2 separate regions of the Homo sapiens genome follow, and region 1 is linked to region 2. The links are chromatin contacts, found by Hi-C or POLR2A ChIA-PET in ENCODE. All regions are on one chromosome and are shown on one strand. Each heading gives the region's core, a stretch centred on a gene start or an enhancer-like site at or near the end of the contact. The rest is flanking DNA. Distances are from core to core; before and after follow the strand shown.

Evidence for each region. Hi-C counts contacts between places; a loop is a spot of excess contacts on that map. ChIA-PET counts read pairs that join two places held with the same protein, here RNA polymerase II (POLR2A). Pooled maps may share reads with other maps.
Region 1: a map of B cell shows a loop between it and region 2 (2.9-fold over the local background). The contact joins two enhancer-like sites. A Hi-C loop is called at or near these places in 1 of 168 maps with a recorded cell type or tissue (B cell), 1 of 37 single-sample maps with no recorded cell type and 3 of 50 pooled maps. POLR2A ChIA-PET finds 5 or more read pairs at or near these places in 2 of 52 experiments (CD4-positive, alpha-beta T cell and activated B cell).

The regions. Positions count from the first base shown.
Region 1 is chrX:113,783,448-113,789,434 of GRCh38, reverse strand. No RefSeq gene overlaps it. Among named protein-coding and RNA genes, the nearest start is that of XACT, 170 kb to the right of the region's middle. Within about 2 kb of position 4,499, at least 2 of the 41 ENCODE cell types and tissues checked have a DNase peak (open chromatin) inside an H3K27ac peak, as active enhancers do; they include B cell, where a contact is called at or near this core.
Region 2 is chrX:113,742,584-113,748,993 of GRCh38, reverse strand. No RefSeq gene overlaps it. Among named protein-coding and RNA genes, the nearest start is that of XACT, 130 kb to the right of the region's middle. Within about 2 kb of position 1,518, at least 2 of the 41 ENCODE cell types and tissues checked have a DNase peak (open chromatin) inside an H3K27ac peak, as active enhancers do; they include B cell, where a contact is called at or near this core.

The DNA of each region.
Region 1 (5,987 bases), core at 3,250-5,749, 37 kb before region 2:
GCATTCTTAGTGAGAATCCCACCTCGCACTCCTCATGAAAGAAGTCAGAAAGAGTAAAACCTAAATGAGGCATTTAAAAATTATTTTTACATAATCTTTTTTTTTTCTTTTTTTTTCACTTCTTCTTCTTCTCTCTCTCTCTTTTTTTTTTTTTTTTGAGACAGGATCTCACTCTGTATCCCAGGCTGGAGTGCAGTGGTGTGATCATAGCTCACTATAACTTCTAACTCCTGGGCTGAAGCAATTCTCCTTTCTCAGTCTCCTGAGTAGCTGAGACTACAGGTAGTCACCACCATGCTCAGCTAATTAATTTTTTTTTTTAAACAGGGTCTCACCATGGTGCCCAGATTGATCTAGGCTCAAGGGATCCTCCTGCCTCAGCCTCCCAAAGTGCTGGGATTACAAGAGTGAGCTACCATGCCCAGCCATAGTCTTATTTCTATAGTTTACCTTATCAGTGTCACATGTCTTAGAGGTTTCAGCTTATTAATTTCGTCCAGTTTTTTTTTTCTTAGCAGAGGTCAAAATGAAGGATGCAGTAGGTCAAAGTTTAACAGCTGCTGAAACAAACTTATTTCATTGAAACTTAAGCTATTGAGGTAATATGAGGGCTGCTATTTGCAATAGTGTGCTCTGTCAGAAATTGAATTTGTGTTTCTGAAATGAAAATTGTGTCCCAGTTTGACTGTACCTAAAGAGGAAAATGACTACCTGGGGTCAGGATATCAGATTGACTAGTGATAGCAATGAAAGAAAATATGTTTTAAGTGAAATGGTACATGTACTCTGACTTAAAGAATTTATAAATTTCACAGCTTGAAAATACTCTATCCATTATAAATTTTGGTTACTTTGAACTGGAAAATATTTTTATTCAGTGGTCATTTCCTCCTGTCATCATATTCACTCTTCATATGAGTATAGTTTGGCATTACTTACACAGTTTTTCACTATTTAATTGTGTTTTATATTTGATTTCCAAGTTTATATTTTTAGTTTTTTTTCCTTCTACTTTCGTTTGGCTTATTTTGTTATTCTTTCACTAGTTTTTGAAGTTTAATGTTTAGCTAATTGTGTTTAGTCTTTATTTAAGCAATAAAGTAGTAATACTAAATATTTCTCTCTTACTTCAGCTGACTCTATATGCCATCTCTATTTTTATCATTTTGTAAATAATTAATCATTTATGTTTTATTTTTACTTTGATTTAGTGCTTATTTAACAAAATGTTTTTATGTGTTTAGGTCTGACGGTATGTCTTCTTATTGTTGACTTTTAAATTTATTAAATTGTAGTTTAGGAGAATGAGCTAATATAATCTCTAATAGCTTAGAATAATTGAAGTAATTTATTATTTTTATTTATTATTATTACCATTATTATTAACAACTTTGTGAACAAAAGCATTTATTTAAATGTTTTATGGTTATTTGTATTCTCTATTTGTAGGATTCAAAGTTTTATATTCAACTTATTGAGATTATTATAGAAATGAGGTATATTTGAGAGGGTCAAATATTCTAAAAGAATATTTCAGACACCACCTCCTCCAGCAACAAAAATAGCTACAAACCAATATAAATTTCATGTTAGTTATTTTCATACATATTGAAAACTTTACTGTACATTAAAAGGTTGTACAGACAGCCCTCCATATCTGTGGGTTTCACATCCATGTATTCAACCAAGCATGGATCAAAAATATTGAGTAAAAAAAAAAAAATCCACAAAGTTCCAAAAAGCAAGACTTGAATTTGCCATGTGATGAGTACTACGCTGAATCCACATGAATGAAGAGATGTGTAGGACTTGTATTAGGTATTATAAGTAGTCTAGAGATGATTTGAAGTATACAGGAAGATGTGGTTAGATTTTATGCAAATAGTATGACATTTTATATCAGGGACTTGAGCATTCATAAATTTTGGTATCCCAGAGGGTTCCAGGAACAAATCCCCAACAGATATCAAGTGACAACTGTACTTGAATAAAAAGTTTTCATAATCACAGAATGTGGCATAGTGGGAAAATCATTGGACATTTAATTTTGGCATTAAGTAACTATGTAACTTTAGAAAGAATCACTTTACCTCTTTGTGCCCTTTCAAAATTAGCATAATTATTACTTAGCCTACCTCATAGGGTTGCTGTGAGTATCAAATTAGTTACGACATGGGGATTGCTGTGAAGAGTCTTATTACCATATAAATGTGAGGCATTAGTTCTACCTTGTGGGTAAATGGCGGCGGTAGCTGACTTGGGCCTGACCTAAAAATATACAATAAGAGTTACCATAGCAAATGCCTGTCAACTGGTCATTTCTCCCAGCCTACCTATGCTCAATTTTGACTATGACACCCTCTCTGGAAGTTTTCTTTTGCTCTGAAATCCTCTACTTTATTAGGTTTTTCACTTCAGTGAACCTATCTTTGCTCTTTCTCTACGTGTAATAAGCTTGGGGGCAACAGATTGTTCAGAAACACTTTTATCAACTGAAAACAAAGGGTCTAGGAAGCCTTCAGGGGTTTGGAGCATTTTAAATAATCGCTTGACATTCAGACTGTGTCTACATGACTAAAACAAATGACTGGGAAATGAGTGAAGTAGAATACACAGGGGTGTTAGTTTCATAGTATGAAAGTTATGTGTGTCCTGCAGAAAGTTACGTCAAAAGACTTACTTGAAGCACTCATATTTGGGGGAGATTGCAAGTTTGATTGCTCTTTAGTGGTCCCAATCAGGTATTAGGCTTTTTTTTTTCTGTATCTTTATTCTATTTTTCTTTCTAGATCCCCAAAAATGCGGAGGGAAAAGTGATCAAGTTGTATCTGATGTGAGTGGCTTTATGTATTAGGATACAATGTATATAGGGAAAAGATTATAAATTTAGCATGATAATACCTAAACAGTGCCTGCCTTTTTCTGGTTATATGAGCTGGACAAGTCATTTAAAATCACTCAGCCTCAGTTTCTTTACCTGTAAGGTAGACTTAATGACTATTTCTTTTCTCACAGAGTTACTATGGGAATATACTTGGAATAATGAATGCATATAAATGTTGCTATAAAGAATAAATATAAGGACTTAAAATTATTTTGGCATTCTGAATAGAAATGTATTCTCAATAGGAGTGACTGTATTATTCTTGTTTTATTTTGAAATAGCAAAAACTAATAAAAATTTAACTCAACATTCTGTCTCCTTACAGCACTTAGAATTGAGAAGAATTTGCTATTTGTTTTCTGTGATACTGAGACCTGAGAAAGTTGAAATGTACAACTTTAGTGCCAGAGGGCTAAGAACATGACAATCCAATACAAACTAAAACTAATAAAGAAAATTGTAGCCTGAGTATATGTTTCTGGTACTCTCTTCCTCCCATCTCATTGCTTACTACATTTTAGACAACTAACCACTAAAATAACCCTGATTGTTGGGGCTGGCAGATGAGCTCAGATACAGCTGTGATTGTGAGTCTTCAGGAAGAATGTGTACATTTGGGACATTGTTCTTTTTAACTACATGGACAGTTAAAGATCCAGCAATTTGGACATCAGCCAACTTCTCTTACACATCAGGGTTTACAAGCATTCAATAAGCAGGCATAGATGCCCTCAGAGTTGAAAGGTGAACATGTAAGAGTCCCTGAAATTCCAAATGATTGCAGCAGTTGGTGTGTGGGGGACTGCATTGAAAGGAACTTTTGTCAATCCAGCCAAAGTAAAGAATCTGAAAGAGAAGGAAAAAGAATCTGCGAAATATAAGAAATTCTAAAAATAAAATTAATGTATAAGAAATATCTTACCTGTTAACTTGGATGCTGATGTACTAAATTGCCATAGCAAAAGAAGAAAGATCCTCAGTTTGTGTAAAAGGTACTTTTTATAAGACACTCTCCAAAAATAAAGTGACAAATAAAGAAATAAGTAAAGAGATACTAGGCAAATGCAAACAATAAAAGAATAAGACTGGTAGTATTAATATCACAGATAGAGGCTCAAATTCAGGCCTCTCAATCTGATTCTAATTTTTTATCAAAATATATTGTAAGTGTCTAAGTTCACAAATAATAGAAGTCTATATTTCATTATTTTCAGTAGGAAAGATAATAATGCACTTCTAGCTACTATCCAAAATTCTAGTTTCCCCAGATATCATAAAAACCTGTTTAAATGCCTAAATTACAATCTACCAAGATGTCTGCATAACATAAAGCAGTTAAAACACCAGAAGCATAACACATAATAATTCAATACTAGATTAACTCAGGTGTGTTTTGGGGCAATAGCCCATGATATTGAATAGCAGGTGATATGGTTTGGCTGTGTCTGCATCCAAAGCTCACCTTGGATTGTAATAATCCCCACGTGTCAAGGGCAGGGGCAGGTGGAGATTATTGAATCATGAGGGCAGTTTCCCCATACTGTTCTCGTGGTAGTGAGTAAGTCTCACGAGATCTGATGATTTTATAAATAGGAGTTCCCCTACACAAGCTCTCTTGCGTGATGCCGGGTGAGACGTGACTTTGTTCCTCTTTCACCTTCTGCCATGATTGTGAGGCCTCCCCAGCCATGTGGAACTGTGAGTCAATTAAACTTCTTTCCTTTATAAATTACCCAGTCCCAGGTATGTCTTTATTAGCAGGGTGAGAACAGACTAATACAGCAGGTTTTTCCAATTATGTTTCTTTCTACAATGTAAAAAAACAAGTGCTGTGATATAAATGAAGAATGTCGGTGCCACTGCTTGCATTTTCCAAATTGTTAAAATCTCCAAGAAAGGGTGGGAAAAGTGATACTGATAATGTACAACAGGTTAAAACAACTGGAACACAGATACAATCCTATCAGGAGAACATTGGAGATACTGTTGTATATTTTACAGCTTCTGGAAAGGACGCTGGTGCAAGGTAATCATTTTAGTTGGAGTGCCTTTGAGGTCCTTATAGTAAATTTACAATTCACATAGTGAATTTTGAGTAAACAATTTTTTTTTTGCAATTAACTATACCAAATATTTAGAGGGTAGGACTTCAAATATTGAGTGATATCTATATTGTAAATATTTTATTTAACTGATCTGCTTTCCCACTTGACAGTGAACTCTGCAAGGTAAGGAATTCTGTCTCACTCATTCTTGTGTTCCCAGAAACTAGCACAGTTCCTGGCACAGTATATAATCAGTGGCTTATGAATGGGTGAATGAAGGAAGAATGCAGTGATTTGACTAAGGTTTTGCAGTTAGTTCTGCACATGGCATGGCTTTTGAATCTTTCGTTAAAATATTATGCTTACTTACTTGAATCTGTTTCCAACACTTTTTCAGAAGAGACAAGGCTGTTCTCAGTTAAAACATGTATTTCATTGATTAATTTGCTTGTAAAGCACCATTGTTTGTTTTTCACTAAAAGTTAATCCAGTACGATAATGTATAGTATAATAATGTATTGTGTGGTATGCAAAGCAAATATTCTAATTTACAGCCTCTATATCCCCATGGAATTAGTCTAACTCATGATTTGTAGAGTGTGCTATCTAATATTATTAAAATGATTCTGTTTGTTACAGTGTATGAGGGTCTTGGCAGTGGTTGAGTATGTGGTACTTTGGAGAAACATCTGTAATATAAATTAAAATTGGTTTAGAAGTGAAAATATTAGTATTACCAATCTGGAAGCTAATTTACTATATGATGCACAGGGGTTACATTATAAAGAAATATTTCAATGTCAAATATTTAAATTTCTTGTGGACTTTTAAAACATGACTCATGGTACATTTATAAATAAGAATAAATACATTTTGCTACCATAAATTTCTAAATATTATTTGAAATATTTTTAGATTTGTTGATTATTATGGGTTTTAAAGATTCAATTTAAAGAGAAAATTCATATGATAAAATGAACATCTTTTTTTATTATTATACTTTAAGTTCTAGGGTACATGTGCACAACGTGCAGGTTTGTTACATAGGTATACATGTG
Region 2 (6,410 bases), core at 269-2,768:
AGAAAAAAAAAAATCTTGGTTGGTTCATGGATCTAGAAGAGCAGATTTGGAATTTGTGAAAAGATGTTTTAATTGTGGGACTTTTAATAATAGATTCATTCATTCCAAAATATTTATTTAGTACTTACTGTGTGTCATCATCTATGAATTTTAAATAGCACCATTGCTATTTCAGCACCTAATACCACTTTGTTGGGATTATTCAATGATTGTCAAGTTAATTTAAATTGGTAATGAACAAAAACAGGTTGTGCAACAGAAGATATCTTGCTTAATTTTCTTGTTTTAGGACGTTCATTCTGTTTAGAAACAGAAGAAAGGAGGCCGATGGTATGAAATGTTAAAAATGCAATTAAATGCCAGGCGCGGGGGCTCACGCCTGTAATCCCAGCACTTTGGGAGGCCGAGGTGGGCGGATCACGAGGTCAGGAGATGGAGACCATCCTGCCTAACACGGTGAAACCCCGTCTCTACTAAAAATACAAAAAATTAGCCAGGCATGGTGGCGGGCACCTGTAGTCCCAGCTACTCAGGAGGCTGAGGCAGGAGAATGGTGTGAACCCAGGAGGTGGAGCTTGCAGTGAGCCGAGATAGTGCCACTGCACTCCATCCTGGGGACAGAGAGAGACTCCGTCTCAAAAAAAAAAAAAAAAAAAAGCAATTAAATGACATTAGAAAATACTATGTTGGCACATGCAAATCATAGAGACTATTTCATGTTATATATAAGGCATGTTTGTATTGCCAGGGCACAATATCTCTGTCAAGAAATTCCAGGCAAAACCAAAGTCAATTAAGCATACCTCCAAACTTCGGAATTTACTGCCATCCTGTTGCCAATTTTTCATGTTATTTTGTTCATAGAATATTGGCTACAAAATATTTTGAGACATAACCTTTAAAATATTTGTTCTTCTCAATTAATATTATTGAACACATTAGAGAGCTTTTTGACAAATAAATAAGTAATACAACAAAGAGATGGTATTTACAATACATTTTGGGTACTTTTCAATGGTTTCCATGGCAATAGCATCATTGCCCTCAGTCTAATCACTGAGTTATTATGTTTGTCTTCAGATCTTTTCTTTATTCTCAAGTTGGCAGCTCTGACTTAGAGCAAGTGCACTTTTTACTTGTCATTAAGCACACTGTAATAATTATCAGTCTGGTTTATTGTTGGATAGTTCCACCTACCTTTATGTAACTTTGTGAGTGAAAGATAAGAAAGAAACAGGAAGTTGAGTGACCAGATTTCCTCTGGGTAATTACAATATCTCTCTGTGTGTGACTTAGAAAACACATTTAAAAATATTTTCCCAAAGAATTTTCCTTTTGCAGGTAGTCGGGGGTGGGTTCTAGTTTCTTCTTACCTAGGGATAGGCCTAGCAGAAGATGGCTGTGCACTTTTTCATTTTGCCAAATTCATCTTGGCCAAATGTTTTCTTTCCTGTAGCTATTTTGTAGTTTGAATTGCCTTCATCTATAATTAGCTTTCTCATATCCTGTTTCTCTAATCAGGTTCTTTATGGGTCCTGAAACACAGCTGGTATCCCCTGAGGGCTGATAGAGGCAGTGAGAGAATTAAAAAGTTACAAAGGGAATAATGGGATAAATACAACTTTCTGACTGTATTAAGTACTATTGGATTTATAAATCATGGATCACTATTTCTCTCATAAGAACAAGTATAGGAAGGTAGTGTACAGGTGTTTCCTTGAATGTTCTTATGTAAGAATTTCTTGTGGAATTTTAGTGATGTCCTTATTACACAACTTTATTATAACCTAATGAATTCTTTTGACATTTTTTCCCTTTTATTCCACCATTATTTTGAGCTCTTCTTACAGGTCACGGCTTTTCTACTAGTACTGGCTTTGTAATGGAAACATGGAGTTCACTGGGTGGCTCAGTAGTGGAGTTTGAAATAGAATAAAAAGAAAATTAGTTTAGATTTAGCAATGTGTGAACCTGGTATGTAAATCTTGAGTATCTGGACACTCACCTGTGTTAACTTATTTTGGTAAGGAAAGCCTAGGTCGGCTGCTGATACCAAATCTGAGTTCAGATAAATAGAACATAGACATTAATAAATAAAAAGAAATAGAAAAATAAACAAGCTCAGTGTTACATAGAAGTAAAATATGCTGTGATTTAAAGGATACTAGGAATGTGTCCCTGACTCCAAATGTCTTTTTGTACCATTTTAGTTGCTCCAATAATATTTATTAGCAATGATTAGGTTTTATCATTACTTGTCCAGTAATTCTCTTTAGCTAAAAATTTCCTTTGAACAGCACATCAGTGATTTTTTGGAATGGATGAGTTTATCAGACTATTTATTATCACAGATGTAGCTGAGGGAACATGAGGATACTGAATGGCTAGAGACAAAAAGGATGTTTTTAGCAGGAGAAAAGGAGTGTCTATGGTACAATACCTATTTTGCACGTTCGCTTGACACACACTCTTTAACCTTCAACTTTCTTCCCAAAGCTTATACTGTAGTACTTGTTCAGAGCTTTATGAGTATTTCTAAGATGATTATAGGCCAAATAAGAGACAATGTGGAAGTCTGGAAATTCTGCATACCTTGAACAGTTATGAATTTGTTCATTTTTATTCTAGATTTACATGAAGAATTCATAGGAGTGTGTAACTTGGTGATGCCTTCAGTGAAGTTGCTGATTGTCGTATTTGCCTCTTATGTCCCAATGGTCAAAACAAATGTATAACATGCCTATTCTAAAGGATTCAACAGGTGTTTTATTGGTTCTGATAGCTGGAGTCCACCTGGTGCAGCAAACAAACCCCAAATTCCAATTTCTGTTTCCATATTTTTGACATTCATTTAATGCTTAACAAGACAAACTTTTACTCCTTTATATCCAAAAAACTGAGACATGATGGCTTAACACCATTATTTCACATTCCAGAGTATAAACCCCTTAGCTTTCCATTTGCTTTCATAATTAAATCAGAATAGCACATCACTTATATAAGGTAGTCTTTCAAATATCAATGACAGCTTTTTAAGACTGTAATGTCTTCAGAAGTGAACTTTTATAAGGAAACATCTGCCAATATTTTAGCCAAGTCTCAGCTATAATCTTGATCAATCAGATCTGTTGAAGTATGATAAGTACCTAAGTGTATCAGAGGGTAAGTGGACATTTCAGCAAAGTTTTGATTGGTCAATAATGTATTCAGGAACTTAAGAAGATTTTAAGATTCATTAAATCTTCAAAATGGTCCTTTCAAACAGACAGAGTATACTTTCTGAGATGGGCATGAATTAACAGATACACAGAATTAACCTTTTATGAAGAAAATTTCTCTAGGTATATATATTGAATAATTTATTTTTGGTAGTAATTATGCAACTAATGAATTATTCTTTGCAATCACAAATGCTAAAACTAGTAAGAAGCAAATGAATAACTTATAGGCCATTGAACCTAGTCTTCAAGGCTCAAAGAGGATCTACCCATAAAAAAGACAATGGGAGCTTTAGTGCTACATGTTCCAGAAATTTAGGAAGTATGAGGTTCTGTGGATGCAACAATCATCTCAATGTAAATGTTTTAACACCTTGATCTCATCTTACCGTGTGAAATGATGAAGTTACTACAGAAAAAGAAAGATACTTACAACCTCTACTTGGACTAATTCAAACCAGTGTGAACACTTTAGAGGATGCTTCTATTTGTCCCAAATAGGGAGAGATTGGAATTTAGAAATCTTATTAAGGGTTTCACTAAATTCACAAAGTGGAGAGGGATAAAGTTTAATGTATTAATTAGGGCTAGATCAAGAAATCAGAGCCACTCTATATATGGAAAGTATGAAAGTTTTAGTTGGGGGAATTGAAAGTTATTCAACATTTGAAAGGAAAAAACAGGCGGAGCAAAGGTCAAGGAAGCCACAGCCAGTGAATTCAGCCTTCAGCATTGAAGCAGGTGGTTCTCCTAAGGTCATCCCAAAGCCACAGCAAATCCCAGGAACATTTAGAAGATTCCCTAACTATTTCAATCTGCAGCAGTGAAGTGAGCGGGTCTCAAGAATGTCCCTTGAAGCTGCTGTGAATGCCAGAAATGTTTGGAGGACTCTAACCAACTATAACTATACAAGTATGATATACAAAACAGGGATGTCGGTGATTCTTAAGAAGTTCCTTCAAACGTCATGTCTGCCCACTTGTCTGACTGCAGTTGTTTCCAGAGAGTAATGACCCCTCCTTCTCTTCTGTTTCCCATATTCTGTATGTCTTTCATTGGCAAATTTTAACATGAGGAAGGATACTCTGGGAAATGTGGTTCTCAGCTGCTTCACTGTATTGCATAGGAGACTATGAGGGTGGTTGACACAGAGTTAATACTAGACAATATAGTGTACCTATTAAGATGTAGGTAATGACAGAATTTCTTTTTCTACTAGAAAGTCTCTATTCTTTATCTATTGAAAGGAATGGCAAAAACTACAATGACTTTTGCACCAACCTAGTATGAGCATAAGGGGCAACAGTGATATTAGTCAAAGAGTCCCAGAATAAGGTAGTAAAGCTTTTGGGAGCTGATACATCACCATGATGAAACAACATGGCCATCAGAGGAGCAACATTTAATTAAGTGGGGGATGGGTTGTTGTGATACTTGTTACCAGAAAGATTCATTTTGGTGCTGGTGACATCCTTGTATACTATCCTGACAAGGCATGTTTATGTGAGTACACATAGCAGGTGGAGGCAACATCAAATAACAGAAAAGATTTCAGGTGAAAAGGAGAAATAAAAAAGGCAGTAAATCTTAAGTTTTAAAAGAAATGTTGTATATCTGAAGGAGATTTCTATATCCTCTATCTCTCAACCAACAAATTGGAACCAGAACAGAAAATTAGCAGCTTGAAAAAGACTTCCCCTGCTCAAGGGTTTGAGTTTCTAAGATTAGAGTGGAGCACACTTGTTCTATTTTTCTCCTCATTCATTAACTAGAAGCAACCTGTTGACTCGTAGAGAAGGGCAGGTTTTCACAACGTTTGGCATCATTCTTTATGGAGTGGGTCTCTTCCACTTTCAATGCACAGAGAAGAACAATGTTGTTGACAGGTAAATGGCTTAAGAAAATGTGTGTAATTGTAATAGTTGTTGATGCTGAAAAGAAATGTTTTAATTCTTATATGCTCCAGTTGGCAATCCCAGGGCATATCCCCAAACTTTCATAACAGTGTTATTTGGAAATTTTATTGTTACAATATAACATTTAGAAGTATTAACCAATATGTTTTCCAATTTTCTTGAATGTCCTTTTACCTCGAAGCTCTCTCCATTTCAAACTAGACCTTGACATTCACTGCCTCAGGACATAAAGGTTATGGAAGAAATGCAGAGAAAAAATCAATTTAAAGTCTATTTTGGAACTAGTGGTAAAGAAACAATTTAGAGAGAAAACTTTCAGAAGCCTAGGCATTGAGAGTCAGAACCCAAAGTCATAAAAAATTGATTTGGAAGAATGCATAATGATGTATAAGCAAATTTTCCCACACCAGAGGAAATAAGAGATCCTCTGAACTGGAGGAAAACAGAGAATATTTAAGAAGCAAGAGAGGAAGCTCTGGTTAGTACTTCTCAGAAGTGATTCTGAGAATTCCTCTTCACAAGCTGTGTCCCTGAGTTGGGGTGGGGGAAATAGAAACTGAAAATAGATTTGGGGATCTGAAAGAGAGAAGCACCCATGCTTTATACTTCAGGTGAAGTCCACGGTGGTCATAGACCTTGAAAGGTCTCTGGTGCCACCATAGTTCAGCAGCAGTACCATGGAAATGGTGGTGTGGTGGGTCTATGATAGAGGGCCTGATACAGTTCCAGTAGTTTTCTGAGGCCCAAGAGAGGGAGGGGAGGGTATCTAAATATTTTCTATCTGTTATTAGTGGAGAACGTGGTAGCTAAGAAAAGAGTGACAGACCAAAAGATAACAGAATTAAGCGGATACAGTGTGTCTCACACGGACCTTTGGCGGGATATTATATGGATTTCGGCAGATGCTAACAGGAATATTGGCCAAGGACGAAGAAATAGACACCCCTTCCCAACAATGCCGTGGTATTAGACCCTTGGAGCTTTCATATGCTGGGAAAAATGCAGGGTATGAGGAAGAAACACAACTTAACTGAGAAAAGCTTATATTCATTGAGTTAAGCTTGAATCACCTAAGATGAAGTGTTCAACAACAGAAAATGGAGCCTCGAGATATAAATTAGATTTTGTTTTAGGGAAAAAATCATTTTGCATAGTAGTTTGTGTTTCATGGAATTCACAGTAACTACACATTTTACTCTGTGAACAGAGGACATGTATGACACATACAGGATGGGAACGCATCAAGATGATTTAATCTAAAACTGTTAAGTATCGT